Regions from separate parts of the Homo sapiens genome. Here region 2 is linked to region 1. Evidence: chromatin loops called from intact Hi-C (ENCODE). Cell type or tissue: Caco-2. All regions are shown on one strand. Links, peaks and the distances in the headings refer to the core of each region. The heading gives the core; the rest is flanking DNA.

The links. A loop is a pair of places that touch in the nucleus more often than their neighbours do. Peaks named below come from ENCODE experiments on the same cell type or tissue, not always from the same donor. Only the 100,000 strongest peaks of a DNase experiment are listed, where the experiment ranks them.
Region 2: it touches region 1 in a loop (13-fold over the local background); 4 of 110 quality-filtered maps call a loop at or near these places.

Annotation. Positions count from the first base shown.
Region 1 is chr12:75,288,812-75,291,740 of GRCh38, reverse strand. It overlaps CAPS2 (calcyphosine 2), which reads left to right. Exons shown (of 17, transcript NM_001355024.4): 14 at 1,966-2,120. All of the region lies in intron 2 of CAPS2-AS1 (CAPS2 antisense RNA 1), which reads right to left. Among named protein-coding and RNA genes, the nearest start is that of CAPS2-AS1, 32 kb to the right of the region's middle. In Caco-2, for the core only: a CTCF peak has its summit at 1,765; no DNase peak of the experiment used is centred there.
Region 2 is chr12:75,156,729-75,159,657 of GRCh38, reverse strand. The region is part of intron 2 of KCNC2 (potassium voltage-gated channel subfamily C member 2); the gene reads left to right. Among named protein-coding and RNA genes, the nearest start is that of KCNC2, 52 kb to the left of the region's middle. In Caco-2, for the core only: no CTCF peak of the experiment used is centred there; no DNase peak of the experiment used is centred there.

The DNA.
Region 1 (2,929 bases), core at 308-2,807:
TGTGTTATTACTGTACTCTCAAGTACTTTGAATTTTCAGTCCTTTTTTATAATCAGTAAAACAGCATTTTCCCAGATATTTCTCAGTGGCACTTGATTTATATTTACCCTTTGCTTATTTAAAAAAGAATATATATATATATATATATATATATATATATATATATATATATACTTTTAAAAATAAGCTATATATATATATACTTTTTAAAATAAGCTATATATATATATATATATATATATATATATATATATATATATGCTTTTATTGTTTAGGATTTCTAAACGTTTTAAGATTTTCCTTACTTTAATGGTCCTAACTAGTATTATATGAATTATAAAATTAAGTGTTTTAGAAATTACTAGATAATATGGGTTTTACTCATAAACTGAATAAAATGTGAAAGTAATTTTTGTAATATAATACTTGTCTTATGTACTAGATAACATCCTGAAGAGGTTTGTGGTGTCCTAGTGTAAAAGAAAAAAAAGCTAGACTGGGAGCCAGATTGATGTTTGGACTCTGTTGTGCAAGACACACATGACTTTAGAGAAATCTCTTGCATCTCTTTCTTCATCTCTAAAATAGGGATGATAGTACTTCTCATATGAAATTTCCAGGGTTGTTGTAGGTAATAAATTAGATATATGTCAGTTTTGGATACTTAAACATTTTCCAAATTTGGGAAAATGCAGTATGGTAGACTCGATTAGACAGTTACTCTGTTGGATCTCATAGTATAAAATGGAGAAAGATATTGAATAAGCAATCACAGAAATTAACATGTAATTTATGTTTTTTTTTTGTTTTTTTTTTTGAGAGAGAGCCTTGCTCCATTGCCTGGGCTGGAGTGCAATAGTACAATCACAGCTCACTGCAGCCTCAGATTCCTGGTTTCAAGTGAGCCTCCTTGCCTCAAGCCTCCTGAGTAGCCAGGACTACAAGTGCATGCCACCACACCCGGCTAAATCTTTTTTTTTATGTTTTTGTAGAGACAGGGTCTTGCTATGTTCTCCAGGCTGGTCTGGAACTTCTGGGCTCAAGTGATCCTCCCACCTTGGCCTCACAAAGTGCTGGGATTATAGTCATGAACCATCACACTTGGCCTAATTTGTGAATTTTCATGAATCCTGATTTATCTTTTAAAGATAAGGGGCTCACAGTAAGAAGGCAAGAAACAGATTTGAAAAGTTTCGTTTGGACTCTCATATGTTCTTGATGCCAAAGTGTGTAAACAGTTTATTATATCATTGTCAATACAGTATTTGTCACAATTGAACTTGGTGACATTTGTTTTTTTCTCTCATGTATTATATCTAATAACTGCTTTAGTAAAGTTACCAATCTATTCTTAAGTAAATATGGTACAAAGTGCATTAAGTGAAATAACAGCTACAAAGAGAATGCTAGGGATCTAAGCAAATAACCTCTTATGAAATATATAAGTATAGGATAGAATTCAAAAGCTTTGATGCTATTTTGTATAGAAGTTACAATTTGAAGATTTCAAACTATTTTTAAAATGTTGAACTGATAATTTTTGGGTGACTTGCCTGTCATCAATTTTGTAATTCAGTTGATAAAAACTAAGAAAAGGAAAACAGATTAAAGATATGGGGTGGTTAAAGAGGTTGTCTACACAACAAAATCTAAGATTTTATTTGTAATATTTAGGTTATTCTCTTGGTGATAAAGTGAAACTGTATTTTTCTGTTTTAAAAACATACCACTTCCACCACACAGTGGTGCTATAGTTCTGGCATATTTACATGTGATTTTATGTTTAATCCTCTTGATTAAAAACATCCTATTTTCCAAAGTCTTTTGTCTTACATTTGATTTGTTTGAATATTCACATTCCTTATTTCAGTTACATCAACTTTAATTTTCTTATGAAAGATAACTGCGGCTTTATACATTTATGCATAGGAACAATTTGTTTTCATCTCTCTTCTTGTTGAACAGATGTGCTAAAAGAAAAACTACATAAAAGAGGTGTTCGTATTTTGACTGGATTGGGAAAATATTTTCAACAGTTGGACAAGGAAGGAAATGGACTTTTAGATAAGGCAGATTTTAAGCAAGCTCTAAAAGTGTTTCACTTAGAAGTGTCTGAAAAGGTATGTGCTACAGAAAATTCTCTGCAGCAGATAATATGTTATTCTTAGGTGGCATTATTCACTGTTCTACTGAAATTTTAGTTTTCATTTATTTTCTCCTTCTCTATGCCCTTTATCAGTGTTAAGCTATCAGGTTACAAGCCCTGTTGGTTTTTAAAGTTTAAACATTGCTCCATCCTATATTTATAAAGAGCTTAATAACCAGGCATTGTGCTAAGCTCTGAGATAATACTCTGTACTGTCAAGATCACCATAATTGAAGGACAATGAACATAAAACAAAATATGTATTCAGTGGAGAATGTTGTTGGAACACCATGGGGTAGGTACCTGATTCCAAGACAGGTTGTGGGGAAGGAGAACAAAGATCATGGAAGGATGCCTGGAGGAGGATACATCTAAGCTGAGTTTTGAAGGTTGAGGAGGAATTAACCAGACGAGGGAGAAAAAGGAGTGTGAATCAGACAATGTGTATTTTATGAGAAGGAGACACATGTGAAAGCTTGGAGGGGAAGGGAGTGTGGCCTGTTTCTGACACTGCAAATGATTAATAATCTTCACATATACTGTTCCCTCCACTGTGAATAATCTTCTACTAGATCTTCACATACTGGGTTTTCTTAGTATTCAGGCCACAGCTTTCTCTGTCAAGAGCATTACCCTGACACTTCTGTCTAAAGGAGCACTCCCATCTGATCCTTGGTCCTTTCTATACCAATTTCTCATTTTATTTTTTTTCATGCCACTTTGTAAATATTTTCTGACTCTGCCTGCCAGTAGATCATTAAGTCTCATCAGGGTGGGGACCAG
Region 2 (2,929 bases), core at 112-2,611, 130 kb after region 1:
TTTGTGTTTGTTAAACCTCCTAGTCCAGCGATGTTAGAAATTGAGTTTAAGGGAGTTTCAAGTGCTTAGTCCAAGATGAACACAGCTGGTTTGAGTAAAAGGTGGGACTGAGCCTTCTTACTGCATTTCCCCCACACTGATAAATATTTAATTATTTACTGATATAATCTTAAATCACTTGACTTGAGTCCCTAAGGTTCTGAATGCAACAGGCAGTCATACACTGTTTCCAAAGCTGGCAGTAGAATATTTCCTAAGTTTTATCTTAACTTAAGGAACTTTTATTGGGGGAGCAGCAAAAACTGAAACAAGATCCACACTGTTTTGCAGCTTGCAGCTCAGATATTTCTTTTTAAACATTGTTTAAAATTTAATTATATTTTATTTTTATTATACTTTAAATTCTGGGATACATGTGCAGAATGTGCAGGTTTGTTACACAGGTATACATGTGCCGTGGTGGTTTGCTGCCCCCATCAGCCCGTCATCTACATTAGATATTTCTCCCAATACTATCCCTCCCCTTTCCCCCCCACCCTCCGACAGGCCCTGGTGTGTGATGTTCCCCTCCCTGTGTCCATGTGTTCTCATTTTTCAGCTCCCACTTAGGAGAGAGAACATGCGGTGTTCTCAGATATTTCTTAACAGTGTTACACACCTATTTAGCTACTCCTTCTACCCCTACCAAGGGCTTATATTTACCCCACACTTCCATGCCTTTTGTAAAGACGTTTTTGTCATCCCTGTTGCATAACTTGAGCCTGATTAGGACAAGACTAAATTAAATTTTGTTCAGTATTGACTCTATAACTTGATTATATTCAAAGTCTCAAGGGACTAAAATAAAATCTGTAGAAGATAACCCTGCTGTTAATAAAAAGCCTCTTAGATGGCCTTTCCCTTTGAAGTGTAACTACCCAGATCCATTTTCAGATAAAGCTTCTCAGAAGGTTTTTTGGGAAAAAAAAATCAAAGTAACTTTGTTGGATGAAGCCTTGTTATGGTTTCCTCCTTTCACAAGACCCTGTTTCCAGTGCTTTAAAAGCCAGATTGATTTTTTTGAATAAATGTCATGGGAAATGTCATAACCATGAAAAAACCTTGCTTTTGATTTCAAAGCGCCAGGCCCTCTTGGTAGGAAAAACCAAAATTACACCCAATGTAAAGGCAAGAGAATGTAGGCTGTTACTTTGTTTTGGTTATTAACTAAAAAGGTGCAGCTGTTTTCTTTTTTCTCTCAAGTGTATCTAAAAATATAATCTCCAGGAATTTAATTAATGATTTCCAAATATATGTATGGTTTAATTCTTATTAAAATTGTCCATAAAGCTGTGCAGATAACTGTTTTCCTCCCACTCATGGTTAGAAGATTAGATTCTATTGGTTCTGAAAATTAGAACAACATTTTTTGGCTTATGAAGTAATGATGCTGATTTTATTACTGTTATATTTCACAACTTGAGTTTGGTGGATGAAAGCCTTATTCAGAAAACAAATTAATAAACTAAAAGAGTGATAGAATTTATCAATACTAAATGCTATGAGACAACACAAATAAGCCTCCTACTGACTTCTATTGACTTCAAATGTAAATTGTATAAATAAGGGCTATAAGATTAGATTAATGACAAAATTTTGCCAAATCCAAATGCAACTAAATCAGTGACCTGCCGCAAATGACTTAAATGGCCTTGACATCAATAAAGACTCCTGGCCATTTAATTTAACCGTTCTAAGAGAAAATGTTTTCAGAGGAATGGATGAACTAAAGGTTTATAAAGTTTGAAGTTTCCATTTAAAACGTATTTAAGTGATAATGTCATTGTATTTTTCATTTGCGGCATGGAGTTCAAGCTCCTAGATCAGAGATGCTGCTAATTAAAATAATCACTGTCAGTAGTCATTCAGAGTCTCATTCAGAGTTTAGCATCTTAAATTCCTTTTCTCTAAGGAATGACATATCTTATTTTTAAAGCTTTTTCCATCACATGGGGACTTTTGATGGCCTTGCTCACATGAAAGCCAGTTGATTATATGATGTTACTCAGGCACAAATGACTCAAACAAACTCATTAAAATTGCTAAACTGTGGTCTTGATGTTTAAAGACGCACAGGTCCAAGGAAGTATGTGGATCAAATAACTTCTTGAGGATAAATCTATTAGTTAGAGATTGAATTTTGTTACAAGAAACCAAAAGACAAAGCAAGGGCTTTCTTTTGTCTGATTCATCAAGAAATCCTGAGGTAGATAATTGCTGTTTCAGCAGCTCAAGGATGTCAAAGCTTAGGTTTCTGTGATTCTTTTAGCCTTTTCCTCATAACCACAAAATGACTGCTAGAGTTCCAGCCATGATATACAGAGTTAAGCAAGAAGGAAGGGCAAGGACTAAGGACAAAATGCAGAAGGGACAATCCAACAAAAAATGGAAAGCTTGCCCACTGAATTTCATTTACTTTCTTATTACCAAAATCATCCCCAACTTTAAGGCAATTACAAAATGTAGAGTTTTGCTTTGTTTGCTGTCCTTGACATTGTTGCTTCTAACAAAACTGATGTTCTGTCAGTGAGGAAGAAGGGAGAATGACTATTTGTAAGCAACATCAGGCTCTTCACAGAGGGATACCAGAGCAGTACTTGGGATTGTTCCCAGATTATGGTGGGGTCTCTAAATATTTCTTGAAGTAAGTTGGTTTATAGCGCATAGTCAACACTTTACCCAGTGTTAGTTATGTCAATGCTACCCTCTGGCTCATAAATACACTAGCTTCTTTACAGGAAAATGATACTACGATGAATTATTTAGGTGTGATATTATTTGGGTATGATAATGATATAAAGAAATTCTAAATGAATTTTTGGAGCCCAAAACATATTATAGAAATGGTAGGCTGCAAACTTAAATAGGGAGTTAGAGTTATCTGGGTAGA